Linked DNA regions of Homo sapiens: region 1 is linked to region 2. A link is an interaction called in ENCODE POLR2A ChIA-PET data of the cell type or tissue named here. Cell type or tissue: Caco-2. All regions are shown on one strand. Region 1 overlaps DLGAP1 (DLG associated protein 1). Region 2 overlaps DLGAP1 (DLG associated protein 1).

Evidence for each region. Peaks named below come from ENCODE experiments on the same cell type or tissue, not always from the same donor. Only the 100,000 strongest peaks of a DNase experiment are listed, where the experiment ranks them.
Region 1: POLR2A ChIA-PET joins it to region 2 with 5 read pairs; 2 of 35 experiments call an interaction of 5 or more read pairs at or near these places.

Annotation. Positions count from the first base shown.
Region 1 is chr18:3,691,439-3,695,438 of GRCh38, forward strand. All of the region lies in intron 7 of DLGAP1 (DLG associated protein 1), which reads right to left. Among named protein-coding and RNA genes, the nearest start is that of DLGAP1-AS6, 40 kb to the left of the region's middle. In Caco-2, no CTCF peak of the experiment used is centred here; no DNase peak of the experiment used is centred here.
Region 2 is chr18:3,497,245-3,501,244 of GRCh38, forward strand. DLGAP1 (DLG associated protein 1) reads right to left here. Exons shown (of 13, transcript NM_004746.4): 13 at 1-2,150. The coding sequence ends at 1,941. Among named protein-coding and RNA genes, the nearest start is that of GAPLINC, 33 kb to the left of the region's middle. In Caco-2, no CTCF peak of the experiment used is centred here; a DNase peak (open chromatin) is centred at 2,017; H3K4me3 peaks cover 810 bases.

The DNA.
Region 1 (4,000 bases), 190 kb after region 2:
AAAATTACTCAGAAAAGTTAAATGAACATGTGTATGACTTCCAGCAAGTAAGCTTTTTTATTATATCTTTACATTTATGGGCCTGTATTTACATTTGTTATTGTAACAATATAAAGATAAATACAAACCCAAAAGAAAAACAAAAGAAGTCCTTTATAATTCCACCAAACATTTTAAAAAAGAATTGAGGAGGCCAGGAACAGTGGCTTACACCTGTAATCACAACACTTTGGGAGGCCAAGACAGGAGGATCACTTGAGCCCAGAAGCTCAAGAACAGCCTGGGCAACATGGTGAAAAACCATCTCTACAGAAAAAGAAAAAAAGAGTTAGCTGAGAGTGGTGGCGGGCATGCATCTGTAGTACCAGCTATTTGGGAGGCTGAGATGGGCAGACTGCTTGAGCCTGGGAGGTGGAGGTTACAGTGAGCCGAGATCATGCCACTGCATTCCTGTCTGGGTGACAGAGCAAGACCCTGTCTCAAAAAATAAAAATAAAAAAAATAAAAAAAGGTTGAGGAATTAGTTCATTTAATACTTCATATAAGGAAGGAAAAATAGAAAATCTTGAATCCACGTAATGGTGGTTTGTATTTTTCACTGTATTTGCTTAAGTCAATGTTTTCTTTAGTTCATCTTAATCAAGAAAGAGCTATCCTTAGGAGGACTTTGAAAAATTTACTAATTATTTTAACATATCCTCAGAACAATACCAAGGGAAACAAATTCCTGGCCGCTGGTGAGCTACCTCTGGTAATGTAACTTAGCACAAGATCAAAGGTTAAGTGCCTCTTACCAGAGGAGAGAAGTAATCATTTCCATTATGTGTATTTTTTGGAGTGTTTTTTTTGTTAATACAAAATGAAATGGACTTTCCCCTCTACAAACCATTAATAGCTGTGTATGTGCAGCCAAGGCATATTATGAGTCAATTATAAAGTTCTCATGGTCTCCAGAGTTCAAATGTAATTTTATCATTTTAATTAGTAGTTTATCCTTTTACCAGGCATCAGAGTGTCTTGTGACAATGTACACAATGGCCTACCTTCACTCCCAATTTACAGCAGGATGGGGAGGCATAAGCTCTTCAAGGTTGTTCAATACCTCTTCCCATTTATTTACACTGGCAGTGGTTCAGGTCTTGGGAAGTTAACCCTGTTTCTGCAAGCGAGGGCCAAATGGTCAGGTCTGGTTGAGATCTGCATATGGCAGCTCTTTGCTAGCTACTCAGTACTTTAAAGATTCAAAGCACTCTCCTGTTACTGAGTTCACATATACTCCTTGGGAGAGGGATATTATCTTAGAATTATCCTCCTGAAACAACTTCTGTTATTAACTTTTCTCATTCCACATTAGGAAATCAAGAAGCTCTGTCCCTGGAAATTCAAACAACTTCTCTAGTGTTCCAGAACTAGCAAATGAGGTGGGCCTGAAGCCAACACAGAGCTGGGACCTAGGTTAGTAATTCTGGACTTGGAGCTTCAAGGCTCTGCTCATGCCGATGAAAGCCACGCAGCATGACTATCATGAAGCAGGCACCCTGGATCACTGAAAGCTCTTTAACTCTTGGCTTAAGGTATTCTGGCTTTTTCAGTATAAAAGCCATTACATTTCTTTGCACTGCTAATGTCAAGGAACAAATGTGAGGCAAACTATATTTTCTTTTTCAGAGACAGAGTCTATGTCGCTCAGGCTGGAGTGCAGTGGTGCCATCATAGCTACTGCAGCCTCGAACTCCTGGGCTCCAGCGATCCTCCTGCCTCAGCGTCTTGAATAGCTGGGACTTCAGGTGTACCCTACCATGTCTCACTTATTTAAATTTTTTTTTTTTGTAGAGATTGGGGTCTCCCTATGTTGCTCAGGCTGGTCTTGAACTCTTGGGCTCAAGTGATTCTTCCATCTCAACCTGCCAGCCTCCCAAAGTGCTGGGATTACAGGCATCAGCCATAGTGTCTGGCCACAAACTACATCTTCTAACATTTGATTTTCTCCTTCCATGTACACTAATCTGCATGTTGAAGAAATGCAAAATATTTAATTATACTGCATGGGCAGAAACATGTTAGAAAACGGATATTAATGTGAAGGCAATCACTGCAGAGATGTGTGCCAGTCAGATTAGTGGTACAGCTTCCTGCTGAAGATGATTAAAAAGAAAAGAGAAACTCACACATCCAGGGGTAATTGACTCAGTGCAATTTGGCATATAATTATACTGAGGACCATAAATTCTCTATGATTTCACAGCTGAAGTAAGACGACCCCAATACACTTAAAATGGAAGTATTATTCTCTGCTGAAAATCTGTTTATTGAAAAGGACAAAAGGGAATCCAGATTGGGCTAGGAAGCTGCTAGAGGAGCATTTAGTCTCAGCATCTCAGTGTCATGATCAGTGTCTGATGTTGCACTGTTTGTATCAGTGGCTGATGTAAGCTGATGATGGCATTTTTTTTTATTATAGTTTTAAGTTCTGGGATACATGTGCAGAACGTGCAGGTTTGTTACATAGGTATCCATGTGCCATGGTGGTTAGCTGCACCCATCAACCCATTGTCTACATTAGGTATTTCTCCTAATGCTATCCCTCCCCTAGCCACCCCCCCCTCAGCCCCCAACAGGCCCCAGAGTGTGACGTTCCCCTCCCTGTGTCCATGTGTTCTCATTGTTCAACTCCCACTTATGAGTAAGAACATGTTGTGTTTGGTTTTCTCTTCCTGTGTTAGTTTGCTGAGAATGATGGTGTCCAGCTTCATCTGTGTCCCTGCAAAGGACACGAACGCATCCATTTTTATGGCTGCATAGTATTCCATGGTAAATATGTGCTACATTTTCTTTATCCAGTCTATCATTGATGGGCATTTGGGTTGGTTCCCATTCTTTGCTATTGTGAATAGTGCTGCAATAAACATATGTGTGCATGTGTCTTTATAGTAGAATGATTTATAATCCTTTGGTATATACTCAGTAATGGGATTGCTGGGTCAAATGGTATTTCTGGTTCTAGATCCTTGAGGATCTACACTGTCTTCCACAATGGTTGAACTAATTTACAATCCCACCAACAGGGTAAAAGCATTCCTATTTCTCCACATCCTCTCCAGCATATGTTGTTTCCTGACTTTTTAATGATCGCCATTGTAACTGGCATGAGATGGTATCTCATTGTGGTTTTGGTTTGCATTTCTCTAATGACAAGTGATGATGAACATTTTTTCATACGTTTGTTGGCTGCATAAATGTCTTCTTTTGAGAAGTGTCTGTGCACATCCTTTGCCCACTTTTTGATGGAGTTGTTTTTTTCTTGTAAATTTGCTTAAGTTCCTTGTAGATTCTGGATATTAGCCCTTTGTCAGATGGATAGATTGCAAAAATTTTCTCCCATTCTGTAGGTTGTCTGCTCACTCTGATGAGTTTCTTTTGCTGTGCAGGAGCTCTTTAGTTTAATTAGATCCCATTTGTCAATTTTGGCTTTTGTCCCTATTGCTTTTGGTGTTTTTTTTGTTTTTTTTTTTTTTTTTTGAGACAGAGTCTTGTTCTGTCGCCCAGACTGGAGTGCGGTGGCGTGCTCTTGGCTCACTGCAAGCTCCGCCTCCTGGGTTCATGCCATTCTCCTGCCTCAGCCTCCCGAGTAGCTGGGACTACAGGCACCCACCATTATGCCCGGCTAATTTTTTTCTGTATTTTTTTAGTAGAGACGGGGTTTCACCGTGTTAGCCAGGATGGTCTCTATCCCCTGACCTCATGGTCCACCCGTTTCAGCCTCCCAAAATGCTGGGATTACAGGCATGAGCCACCAAGCCTGGCCTGCTTTTGGTGTTTTAGTCATGAAGTCTTTGCCCATGCCTATGTCCTGAATGGTATTGACTAGGTTTTCTTCTAGAGTTTTTACGGTTTTAGGTCTTATGTTTAAGTCTTTAATCCATCTTGAGTTAATTTTTGTATAAGGTGTAAGGAAGGGGTCCAGTTTCAGTTCTCTGCATATGGCTAGCCAGTTTTCCCA
Region 2 (4,000 bases):
TGTATTCTTTTTAAAACTAGCAAATACTTGAAGCTCAAAATCTCTGTATGCTCCAATTTCACAAAGCACTTTGAGTGCTTTGTTCACCCTAGTTAAAAGTTGGTTCGTTGGTTTCAAAATAAGTGAGTAGCCCTTTTCTTGTAAACCACAGCAGTAAACATTTGTGCCCTGTTTATAAAGGTAGCTCAAAGCATCGATGGCTCTGAGAGGTAGCGAATTCTCTAGTGGTTTTAGAATATGTCCGTGAAAATATCTGTTGCTAGAACCCATCACCTCTCTTAATTTCATAAGTAAAATTAAATTAGCACCTGGCTATGAGAGTGTATTATTTTAAAAAGCTTCTCTGGTGCAAGCATGTTTGATGTATGTTTTTAAAAGTCTTTCGTTTTTAATTTCTAATGCTTTAGGATGTTAGCTGGACATAAAATGCCATTGATACTTAAGATTGCCACATCCTAAGTGTTTAAACTGTGACGAGTAAGGGCATTTAAAGACAACTTCAGCTAGACACCGATGCATACTGCCCATCAATCAAGACTAAAAATCTAAATCAACACTCTCTGCCAAAAGCCTTGACTTCTTTCAGTGTTTATGAATCATGACTCCCCCCACCTCTTCATGGCTGTTGACCCTGGCAGGTCGAGTTTCTTCTCTCACTACCTGGAACCTCAAGATGACAGCGGCAGCTCTTTTGAATGAGGCAGCATGTCTATTGGGGCAAAAATTTATTTTAGCCATTTGACACAGGACAGAATCCTATGCTAGGTATTACTGGACTCTGCAGTAGTGAGAGGAGATGAAAGGAGAAAATATATCTGAAATACGAACTACTTGGGTTAAAATAGACGGATGTGTAGCATTCAAAGGGATGGTAGGAAAACCCAAACTCTTCTCCAAAAACAGCCTTGCTGCCATTTACAGCGCTTTATAAGCAGATATGTACTTATATATGTGGAATCAGGTAGGCCCACCTGGATGGACACTTAACAAATTAATAGAACCAACACTTTCCCTTTAAAAACAGCCGCCACGACAACAATATAAATATACACAGTACAATAAGAGTTGAGAAAACATTTCAGGTCTAGATTTTCTTAATAATAGAACAAAAAAATCCCTTATGTAGTATACTAAACCATCAGTGCCTCCTTTGCCTTGCTTCATGTTATTGCCTTTCAGAATAGATTAATTTCCCTGAAAGATCGAATTTACAATCTTCTGCTGATTGAGACATTTGAAGCTGTGATTGATGAAGTAACAGTGAGGCAGTTTGTGCAGCTGTGAGTGTGCAGGTGCCCCCAGCACCTGCAGATTTCGCTTCTCCCATCCTTGCTACACATCCAGGTCCCCCACCCCCAGGCCAGGCTTGGTCCCCTCTCTCTGTGTCCCTCATGGATTCCAGTGAGATGGTGTGATTTCTGAGGTTGGGAATAAAGTGCTCCATCTGCTTTTTTAAAAGAATAACCATTTAGGGGAAATAAAGGGAATCGGAGGCCTAGTTTCTTTCACGTGGAAGACGGTAAGTCCCAAAGGATCACCCTGTGATACTGGATTTCTGAAATACCCTATGGTTTTATATTGCTGAACAGACTAGCTCGAGAGAACTGAGGACGGCGGGTGACCTAAAGGCATCACTTCTACACAGGTGGGTTTGGCTTTGCCCAGAAAATAAAGGGTTGGATCTCAGTATGAGGCAGGGCGACGGCATCAGGACAGGGGGCGAAGCTCGGTGAAGAAGGAGATGGGCAAACGGGTACGGGAAGTGGGGGGCTGAGGGGGGCCCGGGGGGCGGCTCCTGCGAGGTGGACAACTACACCGCGACAGTGGAAGTCACCGAGCTCGGGAGCGGACGGGCTCGGAGGGGGAGAGGCAGCCGGCAGAGGAGCGGCCGGGGGAGGAGGGGACAGATGCTTGGCGGCGGCGGCCGGGCTGCGGGGCGCTCAGAGCCGGGTCTGCGCCTCGGGGATGTAGATCTCGATGCTCTCGGCGCTCTCGGTGGCCGAGTTCTGGCGGACGGACGCGGCGCGCTTGGCGGCCATCAGGCGCTTGCGGGCCTCCTGGCGCTGCGAGCTCTCCAGCGAGCGCTCCCGGATCAGCGGCGCGGGGCCCTTCGCCGGCTTCTTTGGCACTGGAGGAGGGGCCCTTCTCTCCTGATCAAAGCAGAAGGTTCAGGACATTACACAGCTTCTCAGGACAAGCTTGGGAAAAACTGGGATAGGTCAGTAGTTAGAACACACAGTTTTTTACCTAGGGGTGGTTAGTTCTGATCTGCACACTGCATATCTACTTTTTTCTTCATTATTCTGGCTTGGGCATTCAAAAGATGCAGAAAAAAAAAAATCCCGGTAAGCTTAAGGCCCAGGGTAAGGCTGGGTTGCAGAACTAGGTCTCTCCAAGGGAAGGAAGTGGGTATTTTAAAGGCCCCCTGCGGAAAGCCTGCGGCTCCCAGCACATTGAGTGCGGTTCTCTCTGGAGACTCCAGACTCCTCCTGGTGCCAGAGATGGGCCAGGAAGCAGCGGCTGCAGCAGCATCTTAGAACCCCTGCATCCCCTCTAAGGATGCAAGTCACCGGGTGCAAGCTTGGTTCAGAGCTTAAAAACATCTCCGCTCTGTCCCCGGCCCGCCCACCGTCCCCTTCCCACCAAACCTAAATAAACAGAGGAGGAAGAAGAGATATCAGATTGTGTTCTTTAGCTTTGTTGGTGCTACACCAGGTTAGACCCTTTTGCACACCACACACGAACACACAAGCAATATACAATATACAGGGTCACGGGAGAGGGAGGCCATTGATATTTCCTACACTCGAGAGTTAATTAAGTCAGTTCCAAGGTGACTCTGACTAGGGGCCTCGGGATAACTGTGGTGGCCCAGGAAGCAATTCCAATCACAGGGGCAGAAACTGTGCCATGAAAAGTTGACACAGGATGAAAGAGGTCATTCCTCTTATCAGCAGCAAACTATGAAATGGGCGGATATTTTCAATGCCACTGCAAAAACAAAAGACAGTCATCTCTTTGGCATTAAAAAAAATGCAGCAGGAAAGAATGGCGTCTAGACCACAAAGGATTTTTAGGCAAAGAAGGTTGAAGTTGTAGACTGTGAAAGGGTGCACATAAAACTGATGTTTTCATTTTAAATAAAATACCCTCCATTCTCATAAAATGAAGCGTGAACATTATCTTAAAATATAGTTTCGGTGATTCTCCAAAGAGTACTCTTTGTATCTTAACACCAATGCTCAGCACAGCAATTCCTCCCTGCTTGCCAGAGCAAGTGCCTAGTTCAACTTCTCACCCTGGAGCTACCCCACCGGCTGTCTAAGGTGGAGTCTGTGTGGCTTAAAAGAGAAAAAAGGAGAGCCTGGAGTGCAAACTATATTCTCCCAACTCTGATTGTGCTTGTTCATTTTTCTCCTCAGGTTCATGGGGTGATGAAAAGCTCTGATCACAGGCAAAGTCCATTAAAAACCGTAAAAATCAAGCTAACTAATGATTTACTATGTAAATATCAATAGGTTACATATATCAATTCTTAGCATCTCTTCTTTTAGACATTTTAAATCTTCATTGTGGAATAACTCAGTGGATATTTTTAGAAATATGAATATTGGATATTTTTTAGTCATTTTCCTTTCCTTATACATTTGGATTTTTTAAACAATGATTACTATTATTATTATTATTGAGACAAGCTCTCGCTCTGTCACCCAGGCTGGAGTGCAGTGGCGCAACCACGGCTCACTGCAGACTCAAACTCTCCGAGTTCAAGCAATCCTCCCACCTCAGCCTCCCAAGTAGCTGGCACTACAAGTGTGTACCACCACGCCCAGCTAATTTTTGTACTTTTTGTAGAGACGGCGTTTCACCATATTGTTGCCCAGGCTGGTTTTGAACTCCTGGACTCAAGTGATCCACCCGCCTCAGCCTCCCAAAGTGCTGGGATTACAGACATGAGCCACCATGCCCAGCCAACAATGATTATTTAAAAAAAAAAAAA